Linked DNA regions of Homo sapiens: region 2 is linked to region 1. The links are chromatin contacts, found by Hi-C or POLR2A ChIA-PET in ENCODE. All regions are on one chromosome and are shown on one strand. The core of a region is the stretch at or near the end of the contact, and the rest is flanking DNA. Distances in the headings are between cores, read along the strand shown. Region 1 overlaps PIEZO2 (piezo type mechanosensitive ion channel component 2). Region 2 overlaps PIEZO2 (piezo type mechanosensitive ion channel component 2).

Region 1 (6,966 bases), core at 1,783-4,282:
AGTTTAGAATCAGCAAGAAGTGAGATTGAAGATGGCAAAAAAAAGAGTACTGTCGTGGGGCTGATCACCAGGCTGAGGGAGGACTTTGGATTTGGCGCTCTAGGTTTTGGGGTATTTTTAATGACTTATCTAAGAGAGTCACAGGACAAAAGGAGTGAGTTTTATTGTTTTGGAGTTTTTTGTTGTTGTTATTCAATTCTTTTGTTTGTTGTAGTCGTTCAATAGCAGCAGTTGTGTGTTGGTAAATGTTTAACAACTGGCTCTCTAGGGAAAAAAATACTGATTTGCAGCATTTATACCAATTTCCATGATCTGATGCTCCCACTGTGGTAGACTCTAAGCTAGTAATAATCTTTCATGGAGCACAGAATTGGGAAGAGTCAGTCCCAGGCAGTTTCAGCAAACTCCTGAGGAGCAGAGTGCATAAAGGCAAGTAAGTGATGGTCCCCTTGGCCCGGCATCCTACTCTCACCTCTGTGAATGCCCTCCGCCAAGGCCAGGGAGTTAGGACTCTTTTAACAGACCTGCTGCCTCATAAATAACCAGTATACCCTTTTAGGAGAATAAAGCACTGTGTGTTCCAAATGGAAATTAGCAACTCTCACAGTGAGGTTAGTAGATTCAAATACTCAATCCGTGTGGCACTCACACAAATCCGGCCACCAATGTAAAATACATCATACATACATACATACATACATATCTATATATCTCCTGAAAATCCAGCAACAATTCATACCTTAAGGTAATTAGATATCTGCGTTTAATGACTGTTTTGTGGTTTAAAAAAAGGTACCTAATTTCACAGAAACAAGCTAACTGTTTGTTTTCTCTAATGCGTCATTAACTTTGGAATCCCTTGATTTGAATATTGGAAGTGATTCTCAATAAATGTTACATTTCCTTCCAGAGTTTGTAATCTAAACCTTTCTCTATTTACACCAAATATATTAGTCTTGCCACACACATGACTTGCTATATGAGGTCAGATATTAAATAAACATAGTCTCTCTCTCATATCAAAATTATATATATATATATATATATATATATATATATATATATATATATATATATATATGATATGTGGGAAGCAGTTGAAATGGAAATCAGGGGTCTTACCATTTTATTGAGTTTTTGCTATTTGTCTGCCTTTAAAGTTATTGAAGCCAAGTGACTAAAGACACCTGCATCAGAGTCATATTTAAGTTTAAGACAAACAAAAGTAGACTATCTCTCAGCGTGTGAACTTCAGAAGCCACTAGGGAACCATCTTAACAGTTCCTATTTGTTTAAACAATGCTCATTTGACATTTTAGTCATGTTGTTGTAATTCAGTTGAAGGTGACCTTTCCACCAACTCTGATTTGCCCCCAAAAGTTGTTCTTTGTGAACTTCTGAAGATGACTGTGATGGTCCTCTCACCTGGATGCCTCACAGCAATACTCCAACATTTTTCTTCTTTCCTGGTCTCATCTAAATTTCATTGCTGCCTTATTTTGGGTATTCATGGTAGAAATGAAATTTTGGAGTTGGAAAGATCCTAAGAAGTCACTTTGTAAGGTGAGAAATTGAAACTTAGAAAAATAAAGTAGTCTTCCCATGAGTATCCACCTGTCTTGCTTCTTCTCTGGTCTTTGACAGGAGAATGGCAATTGAATTTGATTAATAAATTTATCAGACCAAATTCAGGCATGGCCATCAGTGCCTCAATTGGTCATTATCCCAGTCAAAGTAATTGGTGTAGTATCTTTCATATTCGTTCTACACAGGAAAATATAAGCAGTCTGACTGTTGCAGCTTTTAAAAACAGTCTGAAGTATTAAAGATACACTTTTGTATCTACCAACCAGCTTTCACCAAGCTTAAGAACTTGAGCATTACCAATACCGTTAATTGTATCCCTCTCCCCTGCGCTGAAATAGGTGTTTGTCATTTTTATAGTAGTTTTTATGCATGAAACCCTAAGCAATCTATATTTTGCATATTTCTCATTTTTTTCACCATTATGATATACACTCATATTCACAGATGTAGACCTGGATCACACATGCACTTGTACTTATTTATTGCTGTGTAGTATTTGATTTGATGGATATGCCATAATTTAATGCCTAGTCTCCTCTTTATGGACAGGTAAGTTATTTAGAAATTTCAGCTTCCTTGAGTTCCTTTCAAGGGGTATAATCACTGTCTGAACAAGTAAGATCAGTATGACTCTAACAAGATTGGAGGCTGGGCACGGTGGCTCACGCCTGTAATCCCAGCACTTTGGGAGGCCGAGGCGGGCAGATCATGAGGTCAGGAGATCGAGACCATCCTGGCTAATATGATGAAACCCCGTCTATACTAAAAATACAAAAAATTAGCCAGGCGTGGTGGCGGGTGCCTGTAGTCCTAGCTACTCAGGAGGCTGAGGCAGCAGAATGGCATGAACCCGGGAGGCGGAGCTTGCAGTGAGCCGAGATCGCACTACTGCACTCCAGCCTGGGCAACAGCGCAAGACTCCGTCTCAAAAAAAAAAAAAAAAAAAAAAGATTGGAAAGGACTCTTTTGCCTGTTCGAGAGAACATGAAGTTTGAGGTAGTTTAGTATGTGCTTCCGTGTAAAACACGTCATTGTCATGCACCTGGAAAACAGTGCAGCTTAGGTCATTTTATGGGAAAATGGACACATTGGTCTCACTGATTTATTAAAATGGGACTTCATCTACACAAAACCTGGTTAGCCTGATTCTGTGCAGAATTGGCTTGAAATAAAATTTAATTTATTGTTAAATGCCCTGTAGTGTATACTTATGATTAGGTTAGAGAACCTTACACACATATTTATGCTATGCACTGTCCCTGGATAATCTAATTTACTCTCTTGACTTTAGCTAACACATGTGAGAAGAAAACTCTTGAACCTACCTCATCAGCCATGACTTTGCTCCCAGGCACAAACTCCATGTGGCTTTCAGTTTAAAGTCTCACCTCTGCACCTGAAAGTCCTAACCACACCTGACACTCATTGTGAAAACACCACCTGCACTACCAGCAGCCACGTCACTGTTTCTCCTGTGGCCTTCATTTCCTTGGGGATCATGTTTGTCCTTTGCTTCAGGTCTTTCTGTAGTTCTGGTTATGTGATTTTTTTTTTTTTTCAAAACATCCAAGCTTTGTATGGTCTGACCTTACCCTGTGTTTCTGACTTTACTTCCTTCATATATAACTTCACAACCAATACTCTGTGCTTAGAGACAGTGTCTGGCACATAGTAAGTGCTTAATAATTTTTTTGAATTAGTGAATTAAAAATTCTGTCAAATTGAGCCATTTAATGTTCATTAGATACACTTCATTTCTTTTGTTTTTGAAATATTTTCTCCAACACATTTATTTAATAACTATGAACATATGTTTTAATGAGTTATAGCTTCCAATTTTGACAATGAAATCTGCATGTGCAAATAACTGAAACTTTATTTGTAAACTCTCTGTGATCTCAATGCCATTACCAGGCAACAGTAATGTTCCCTCCTCTTAGTGTTTGTGTATTATCTTCCCCGAGCTGAATTACAGAGCTCTTTATGGTAGGTGTCTCATCTAATTCTTCAACAGTGCTTTGCACAAACTATCATGATAAAAAGAAAAGAACAAATATTTGAAGAGGCAGCGATATGTCCTGGAGCTAGCATGCATCCAGCCAGCCTTTACTGATGGTTTACACTGCACCATCTACCATGCTGGTCCCCAGGGAAACAGATGAAACAGGCAAGGGCTTCTGTTAGGCAGATTGGTAAATCAGTGAGTGACACAGTGTTAAACATCTACTGATGGAGGATGTGGGAGGGATGGCGGTCCATTCTATTCTGGAATGGGTGTGGAGGGGCAAGGTAGGAAGGGCTTCACAGAGGAGACATGGCAGGTGTGTTTTTAGAGATGAGGAGAACCTGAAGCATACTGGGAGAAGTTGGCCAAGGGAGAAGACTGCACACTTGCTCAGAGGGAAAACACTGGCGCGTTCTGGGTACGTGCATTCAGTATGGCCGGAATTTGAGGTAGAGGGAAATGATGGCAAGAGATAAGGGAAACCAGATCTGGGATGTGGAGGGCCCCTTGTCACGCTTAGGAATGTGGATGTTTCCTGGGGGCCGTGGGGTTGACATGATCAGCTTTATGCTGCTAAAAACTAAACTCTGATATTAATGTGGAGGCCTGGCTGGCAGAGGGGACAACCTGAGATGAAATCATCAGGATGCTGCTACCGTCACCCAGAGGCCAGACCGGGCTGTGGGGATAAAGGGGAGGGCTGGGAAAGGAGACGTTAGAAGTCAGAATCTCCTCCAGTCTTTCAGTGAGAGAATGGAAGCTTCCAGGTTCTGTTTTGGTCACTAGGTTGATGACAGCCGTGTTTTCCAAAATTAGGACTATAGGAGGAAGAGCTAATTTGGAGTAAGAATAACACTGAATGGAAAATCTATGGGATACTGAAGTACAGATATCCAGTAGGAAAATGGATATATGCTAATGTTTCTCAGCGGACGAGTTGGACTGGGCATTACATTATTTGCCCTTAAAACCATTTCTTAAAAATTTAATCTAACACTATTTCATTCTAAAGAGCTAGTGTTCATGAAACAGCTTTTGGGAAATGGTGTGCTAGAAAATGTTCATTGATCTGTGATTCTGATTGAAATGAATGGATAAGTCACCATGTGGATGCTGATTAGGGCCTTGGGGATGGATATCATCCAGGGTGATCTTGTAGAGTGAGAAGAAAAATAAATGAAGAACAGAATTTTGTGGACTCATCAACAATTAAGTAGGACGTAGAGAAGAGTCTGGTGGCTACAATACAAGTCAGAATTTCTTAGTGGGGCTTCCCAGCAACATGAGTTTTCATGGATATTCATAGGTAGGTAGAGAATTAGAAGAGAGTGTAAGAAAACCACGGGAACGGAGATTTGGGAGTAGAAGGGGTTGGTCTTGCTTGTCAAATGCAGCATGGAGGTGGAATGTGATGAGAATTGGAATGGGTCACTTGGGCCTTGCAGTTGGGAGAGCAGGGGCAGCCCCTGAGAGGGCATTTTCTGAGCAGTGGTGGGTTGAGGAGGCCTGTTGCATTAGGTGGATGATGGGCAAGGGGAGCCCATGTAGTGAGTGTTGGCTCCAAACACAAAGTGAGAAAGTAAAAAGCCTGAGCTTGCTGTCAGGCTCTGTCTCCAACTGTGTATTTGAACCAGGCATTCAAAACTCATTGGTTTCCACATTCTGTAAGATGAGGAAATGGACTAGACTATTTCTAATTCTCATCCAGCTCCATAATTTCAATGACTGACTTAGTGAACGGATGGGTAGTTGGGTGATTAGATGAGGGAATGAAATGAGATTTACCGACTTCCAAATTATTAAAGACTTATTAAAAACTAAATGTATAGAGAAGGTAGGTGTATAATTATGTACATTAGTATAGTTTCCAAATTATTCATTCATTTCAAAGAGAAACAGAGACCAAGGAAGATTCTGTAGCCCAGCACTTCCCAAAAGCTGCTCCTTGCACACTAGCTCTGTCACATGTAATAGTCTTAGAAGAAACTGGTAAGAAATGGTTTCCAGGTCAAATAAATGTAACTGTTTTACTACAGAACTTCTCAAGTCTTTTAGTATAATAGTATGCATTGTGAGTTTCTCACATTGACTGGACCAATGACTGTTTCTTTTTTCTCTTTTGTCTTGTTTTGTTTTGTTTTAATGGAATGCATTTCTGAGGACTGGCATTCTGATGAACGTACTTTAGTAAGCACTGAAGAAGGAAACACAATTGATAAGATGGTCTCCAAATGACATATCAGTCAGACTATGACCTGTTTATTGTGCATACTTTTCAAAAGTATCATTGTTTCTGCAATGGCAGTATTATGAATGCACTGCTTTGTTAACTCAGCAAGCCAAGAGTAGTAGTTAATAGTTTAGCACCTCTATGGCTGAATGATTCCATTCTAAGTAGGGGTCGCAGCCCAATTCTGGATTCAGTAGCTAAATTCTATCACAGCAGGTGGAGTAATTGCTTTAGCAAACTACATTCATTTATTCCCTTAATATATGTGTGTTATAAAATGTCTCTTTTGGGACCAAGAAGCACAAAGCTGAGACTGTTGCCTCAAAGTGATGTTTGCAAATTGGGGCTTAATGCAATCCACAGGTGGGAAAGATATAAGGCTCTGGCTTTCCTGCTCTGTCTGTTGTGGTGTAAGAAGCAGCTGAGGCCACAGCTGGAGTTCTTGTTACTTTAATATAAGAAGTCTTTTTCTCTCGACTGTACTTGGATGGTGCTTTTCATAAAATGACACAGTCAATTTGTTTTCCATGAAAGAGCTATAATAATCGATTGCCAAAAATCCACCTGAGTAGTACCAACCTACTACTACTCCTGACCTCAGCCCCACACCGAAACAGCCACCCAAGCCTGGCCTTTTTTCTTACTGGTCTCTTTTCTTGATCCCCATTTTTTCTCATTCCTTGATCCCCATTTTTTCTCATTCTAATGGTATTAATTCTAGTTTACCCTTTTCAATCATGTTAGGTAGACTTTAAAAGTATACAATGAATCTCTGCAATTTTCCTATGATGAATTCATTCATCAGATTTCATTACTATAATATAAATGTAGTTTGGATGAAGCTCTCTTAATTGGATTTTCTTACTCTTTCTCCAAATGAAAGGAATTTGCTGTATTTTAAGACCTTTAACACAAGCATTTTTTTAAATGGGGTAAGAGTTTAGAGGCGATTTGTAAAAATTAAGCTTTCACAGGACAGTTCCTCTTCCAGATCATTTTTTAAGTTGATTTGTAATAATTGTACATATTTTGGGGTACATGTGATATTGGATACATTCATACAATATAAAGTGATCAAATCAGGGTAATTGGGGTATCCATCACCTCAAACATTTACCATTTCTTTGTGTTGGGAATATTTTAA
Region 2 (6,966 bases), core at 2,522-5,021, 160 kb before region 1:
ACAGGAACCTAACCTTGTATTTCCCCTAAGAACAATGGTTCAGTGTTCGCTAATTCTATCTTCATAGCAATGCTATAGACATAACAACCATGAATAACAAGAATCAACTGTATAGATTTCACAGTAGAATGTGAGGGTTAGGTTTGTAGTGACACAGAGGCTTGAAAAAGGAAAGTACGACCATCATACTTTTTGCAACACATTTCTTTAAGGTGGTTATGTATTCCTATCTTTGAAAATAGTGTGGCCTAGGAAAGCCTCTATAAAATGGCTACAGCTTCCTCTTTAGTGAAGTATTCTCTGTATTTGATTCACAATTAGTGGTAACTTTTCTGAAATGTTTTTTAGAAGGCCTGGAACTTTAAACTTAAGACTCAGTCTGCATCTCAAAGTGCCGTACTGTGTTAGTTGAGTGTTATCCTTACAGGTGCAAAGAAGCGGGTGTGAAAGAAACTTGTACTTGTGTTTTATTTTCAATGCTTAAGTTATTATTAATAATATTTGTTTCCACATTTTGAAAAGACTTTATTTGTTATAATACAACAATTTCCTGAGGTAGTATTATTTAAATATATATTTTATGTATAATATATATTATATTAGTGTGTGTGTGTATATATATATATAGTATATTAGTATACACAAACACAAAGAAAATTTTCCTCAAAATTTTTTTATCTCAATTTTGGATTCTAAAGTATCCTACTTTATTAAAATGCATGAAAGGAATAATAGCATAAATCTTGGGAAATGTCAGTACTAACATACTGATAAGATCATTTTTACTTACAATGGTATTCTTTTTAAAAATACCAGCCAGACACGGTGGCTCAACCTGTAATCCCTGCACTTTTGGAGGCCAAGGCAGGTGGATCACCTGAGGTCAGGAGTTCATGACCAGCCGGGCAAACATGACGAAACCCCCTGTCTCTACTAAAAATACAAAAAAATCAGCCAGGCATGATGGCACGTGCCTATGGTCTCAGCTACTCAGGAGGCTGAGGCAGAAGAATTGCTTGAACCCGGGAGGCGGAGGTTGCAATGAGCCTGGGCAACAGAGCAAGACTCGGTCTCAAGAAAAAAAAAAATCAGTAAGCTCTCTGTGTATTTTGGGAAGTATATGTGTTTAGGGATAATATGGATACTTTTTTCCAGTAGATTTCATGATTCTTTTCTTACTCTCAGTTCTTGTTATACTGATAGATTTGTTGTCTCTCTCTTGCTCTCTCAACCTCTCTCTCTCCTACAGAGAAAAAATCTCCAAAATTAACATAAAAATTACTACAGTCTACACACACCTGTTATTACATGTGTTTGTGTTGTAGTTATGATTGCCAGATAAATTGTTTGAATTTCAGACATACAACAAGTAATTTTTAGCATACTAATACGTGGGACATTTATACCAAAATATTGAATTATTCATTTGTATTTGAAGTTGAAATTTAAATGTATGTGCTGTATTTTATTGTCTAATCTGGTAACCCTAATAATCATACATATATGTTCTGTGAGTGTGTGTGTGTGTGTGTGTGTGTGTGTGCGTTTAAAGGGAGGAGATATTTCCTCTTTTTTCAAATCACCATTTGCTTGGCTCAGTTTGGGCTCCATAAGATAAGCATTTGTAGACTCCAGTCTTCAATTTAATGCAAAAGTTGATCTACTCTACCAAGTGTTCATTTATACAGACATCATACGTTAACAACAAAACATACTAGAAATTTGATCAGGCTGGGATTATGGTTAGCCAATTAGACTTGTATCTGGAGTACCCCTCCTTTCTATGGCCAAACAATTTTTTTGGATAATATATTTTTGTCTTTAGAACCAAATTACTGATAAAACCAATAATTATCCTCAGATTCTTCTTTGAAGAAGTATTTTCTGTATCTCATTTAACCATAAATTTAATTCAACTTGGAAGGTTGATTAGCATCCCTGAATTATTTTATTAGCTTGAGTTACATACTGACATTTTACAATCTACTTAATGTGCTATGGATTTTATTTCTGGCATTTCTTTTCCTGCCCCCCAAAGGTGTATGACATCTGAGCAAATCTGAGACCAAGCATGCCCATCTGGTGACAATGACGATTGCCTTTCTAATGGGTAGCCTCCTCTCAGGCACTGAGATGCAGTAGCATGTAGGATGGAAAGAGTCCACATCTGTGGACAGGTCACCCTGTTCTCTAACCTCAGCTTTCCACCCTGCCTCCCACCACAGCGAGTCTAGCTCAGACAGCATTATCTCAGGGCATCATTGTTTTGCAGACAAGAAACCGACACTGGTCACTGGTGATGTTTATTCATTCACTGTTTTGATTGATGAAGTAGTCAAACTTCCTCTTCCCACACTAGCTATCTAAAATGTGGCCACACAAGGGTCAGAGAGGACTGTGTGTATGAAGTGCACATGGCCATCCCCAGCCTGCAGGCCTGCGTGGGTGGGGTGGGATCTGACCCTGTGTGACTGAGCTGTGACAGCTGCTCCTGGCTCCTCATAGCAGCCCTCCTCCTGAGACTGTGGGGACGAGGGCTAGATCTCAGATCCAGGGTCTGTCCTCTGAGAAGTCATCTTTACAGGCGGATTTCTTAGTGTTTTTCATTGGCAGAGGCAGGCTTTTCCTTGTGTGACCTCAATGAAAGTATATTTGATCATCCTTAGAGGAGATGACTAGAAGGTACTCCATATTGTCTCTCCCCAGAACACTGCTGAGAGGCAGCATTTTTACCAGAGAGATGATTTGGCCTTCAGCAAGTAATCTGAAATAGAAATGATGGATAGAAGACGCTAGCCAACCAGGAGCTCAGAGAAGATGGTCATCTAGACAGAGATACCTGGGGCATGGCAGTCATGGAGAAGAGTCACTGTCACTCTTTCTGCTCAGTCCTAGAGATAGTTTTCAATGCCACTGCATTTTGCCCTAAGTGGTAATATAGATACTGAATGAATGGATGTTACTCTGCTGGAGATTTCAATAAAGAGGTAGTAAGTAGGTTCCTTGTTGGGTTTTACTCAATTTTCCAAATTTGTATAGCATTTACATTCATTTACATTTTTATAAGTTGTCGTTAAGCAGCAATAGTTTGTATTTTTTTTACATTAAGAAGAACCATACAAATTGACATCGTAGAAAAATGATGAAAAAATGTAGTGTAAACACAAAAGACCACAGATGTGGAGAGATAATATGGTAAAATAAACAATGAGTAACATCATGATGTCCTTCAGTTCCAGCTATTTAGTATAAAAACCCACTGACCTTTACAAACAATGAAAGTGACTGTGTGGAGTACAGGATGGATTCTATAGGGCTGTTTTTGCTTTGAAATCATGCCTTTGTCTATTCATGAACTCGAGGCTGAACTTCCAAGGCCACTCTTTCCTCCAATCTGCACAGACTTTCACAGCTTCTGAGCTCGGTGTTTAATTTCTCTTTCTCTTTATCCTTAGGGCTCTTGATTAAATTTGGGAACTTGTGAATTATGTAGTCCCATCTACTTAGCAGCTGGAGGGCAGCTTCTCTGAACTTTGAATTTTGCATATTTTGCAGATATTAATACATGACTGTTTAGGGTTCCCTGGCAGATTATTCCAAAAACTTTTGGGCAGTGATGAGAACAGTTTAATTTGAAGACAAACCATTTCATAGTTCGGGTTTTAGAATTCGTCTTTTCTCCCACCTGCCTTGGACTGTCCGTTTTCAGAGGATGCCCTAACTTTCCAGGTTGTGTGCCTGGTCTCACCCAGAGAAAGGGTTCTGCTTCCACCAGAGGGAGCTGTTTTGTAGAAAACAGTTCAATGTGGCATTTCAAGGACTTTCGGACCATTCCCACTCACCCCATTTAATTGGCCTCATTCCTAATTTTTCTAGAAAAATTAAAATAATTTTAACTGATCTTTTATTTTAAGTGTTATTTGAGGTTTGAATTGTGAAAAAGTAAGAATGTTTTTCAGAAAGGAGACTAATGGAATCCAACTTCATGAAAATCAAATTTATTGGGAAGAAAAGTGGCACTAAGAACTGACTTAATGTGAAACCAAAATACACTTTTTTCGCCCACATTGAGGATAATTATGGGGACGAGGACCAAAAGATAGGAGGAATGATTTCAGAAAGAGACGTCTCTACTCTGGGTACAAATGCACCTAATATGCAGGTACATAGATCATATTAGAATATGTATTTTCTATATGAATGATACAATCCTGAAAATTACGTAACATTCACATTCCCAGCCAAGTACTTCTGTGCTATTGTTCAAAAACAGCAACAAAACATCCCCTTATGTAGCTAATTTAATTATACCACAGAATTGCTTTACTTATCAATAGTGAAGATGACAGTTAAAACCCTGATTATGTTCTGATCAATTTAGTCATTACCTCCTCAACCTTTATTGGATATTTTCTTAGTTAGGACTTAAGATATAAAGAAAAATAAATAAAATAATGTCTCTAAACTCAAGGAGTTCAAAATTTAATTCTGAGGTTATATTTAGAAACAGTGCTAAAGGAGTAAGCGTAAGGTGTCAATAATAATAATAGAAGAAATAGCTAAAATGTATTGTTCTAAAAGGGAAGAGAATGGACTTCTTCTGGACTTGTTGAAGAGCAACTACTGAAAATTCTGATTTTGGTTTGACATAGCTGATATGAAGCCTTTTTTTTTTTTCAGATGGTATTTAGCCAACAAGAACTCTATGATTTTTGAGGCTTTTCCTGAAAAGTTAAAGCAGGTTCATGTCATCTGTAGAGGTGTATATTTGACTTTCTGGACTACAGTTTATCCAAGGCTGTTCCAACTTGTATAGCTCTCATTTAAAAAGCAGAGTCTGTGTGTCTATACGGGGTGGGGAGGGTTGGAGAGGTTAATGCAGTTGTATTTCCTTTTCGTAAGAATGCATCAGGAAGCTAAATCCTTGAAGGGATCTTAAAATATCAAGTATTTTAGCTTATTTTGCTAGTTTTTAATTCTGAGAGTGGTGATGAAAAGGGGAAGAAATTTTGTGTGTGTGTGTGTGTGTGTGTGTGTGCCTATTTAAAATAGATTCAACTTAAGAAGTGAAGTTATATAGGTTAATAGGATGACATATATAATCATCCAATCAACCAATAAAGATATAGGATAATATATGTCATCCCATTGACCTATATAACCTCACTTCTTAAGTTGGATCTATTACATGTGGATCATATATATATGTTAGTTATATGACACATATAGTTATATATATGTCAGTTAGAGGAGAGTGAGAAAGGAGTATTCAGGATATTTGCTTGAATGTTTGACAGGAGAGCACCACTGTTCTGTGACGTAAAACCAGAAAATGGAGCATAATAAAAACATTCGCCAAAGCAGGCTAGTTTAAGAAGAAATCTGTTCAAACGATGTCTCTAATATCTTGGAGCCTGCAATAGCTTTTTTCCGCCCTTTCTGCCTATAGAATGTTCCATTTGTCTGTTTTTCCCCTTTCTGCCTACAGAATGTTCCATTTGTCTGCAAAATTAAAGTCAATGCATGTGTGTTATCTTCTGCAAAGAGTGTGCTGCTGTCACCCAATCGCTTGTTGAGCCCAGCATTGCGGGAGGGATTTTATGCATGCAGACCATGCTAATGAATTTCTATGTATTACTTTAAGCTATAGAGGTTGTATTCGTTCTGTTCTTTCCTTTCCCTTCCTTTCTGTTCCCTTTTGTTTTATTTTCAGCCTGGGATCTTACAGACTGCCTGAGCTTGGTTGTTAAGACTAATTTTGTGAATTAGACACATATCCTAAACAATATCTTTTGCCCAGTTATTTTGCGTAAGGATATATCAAACACCTATCCACCTATGTCTAGTCAAAGCTACAGTGGTTTCAAAATCATGATTCTTACTGTCTTCTTTTTTATCTTAAAGAGGTTGGAAACATTGGAAAATTCAAGCATAGCCCTTTATAGATTTTTTAAGTTTCATATGTTATCTAATTTGTGTCTCACCGTTATACCTATAGGTTGTATAGAGCTAATTTTATTTGTATGTATGCATGTATTATACATTTAATCAATGCAGAAATTGAAATGTTGAGAAGATACATAATTTACCCAAGAACACTTATTAAGCAAGTGGTAGGGCCAGTAGAGGAAGCCACGTTTCTGGGCTCTGATGGAATGCTCTTTCCTGACTACATGCTGCTCCTCAGCTGCACTGTGGGGTGTTCACAGGTCATAGATACATTCAGTCTTCATCCAGGGGTTTGCAGGAGGAGTACTGCCTCCCATATCTCAATGGGTGTTGGAAAATGATGAATGAGCACAAGAAACTGCATTGTACCTAAAACTTTTGGAATGGGTGGAGATTCTTAAATAAGGGCCTCCGGCTTACACTTGGCATGGGAATGGTTACCTTTTAATTTCCTGTCATTGAGTAAGTTTGAGTTAAAAATTAAGGAAGGAAAATACAACTTAGAAATAATATTGCTCAGCTAAGCAGTTTAAAGATTTGTGGCTTTTTCTTGCAAGCAATTTACATTATCCAAGCAGAATATGATGAATTATATGTGAACGGGTGGTATGATTTTTATGGCTGTGTTACTGTATAGTGGTTCTGGTGACTAGGACCTAGAGAAAATGAGAAAGGTTATAAAGACTGTAATTTTACTAGAGTTCTCTTAAAGTGTGCAGAGTATCTTTTACAATGTTTTGAGCCAATGAAAAACAAGTGTGACTTCCTCCTTCTTATCTTACATCTCACCTACTGTTGTTTAACTCAGAAGTCCAGGTGGACATAAATGCATACAAGTGTGTGGCAATGGGGTATTCAGGTTCTTACTCAGAGTCTTATTTGGTCCAGAAGTGTTTTTGATATGGAGACAAACTTGGAAAGGAAAATTCGTTTGCAGAAATTATTTAAGTGCCTAACAAACCTATATGGATGGAAACATTAAGAAAACTTTGCATATTATAGCCCCTGTTACTTTGA

What was found. Hi-C counts contacts between places; a loop is a spot of excess contacts on that map. ChIA-PET counts read pairs that join two places held with the same protein, here RNA polymerase II (POLR2A). Pooled maps may share reads with other maps.
Region 2: a loop to region 1 is called in a pooled map, with 2.7 times the contacts of the local background. The contact joins two enhancer-like sites. A Hi-C loop is called at or near these places in 2 of 168 maps with a recorded cell type or tissue (heart left ventricle and tibial artery) and 2 of 50 pooled maps. POLR2A ChIA-PET finds 5 or more read pairs at or near these places in 2 of 52 experiments (GM10248 and GM12878).

The regions. Positions count from the first base shown.
Region 1 is chr18:10,874,962-10,881,927 of GRCh38, reverse strand. All of the region lies in intron 4 of PIEZO2 (piezo type mechanosensitive ion channel component 2), which reads left to right. Among named protein-coding and RNA genes, the nearest start is that of MIR6788, 120 kb to the right of the region's middle. RefSeq lists an enhancer at 2,997-3,226. Within about 2 kb of position 3,032, at least 3 of the 41 ENCODE cell types and tissues checked have a DNase peak (open chromatin) inside an H3K27ac peak, as active enhancers do; they include GM12878, where a contact is called at or near this core.
Region 2 is chr18:11,037,821-11,044,786 of GRCh38, reverse strand. The region is part of intron 2 of PIEZO2 (piezo type mechanosensitive ion channel component 2); the gene reads left to right. Among named protein-coding and RNA genes, the nearest start is that of PIEZO2, 110 kb to the left of the region's middle. Within about 2 kb of position 3,771, at least 3 of the 41 ENCODE cell types and tissues checked have a DNase peak (open chromatin) inside an H3K27ac peak, as active enhancers do; they include GM12878, where a contact is called at or near this core.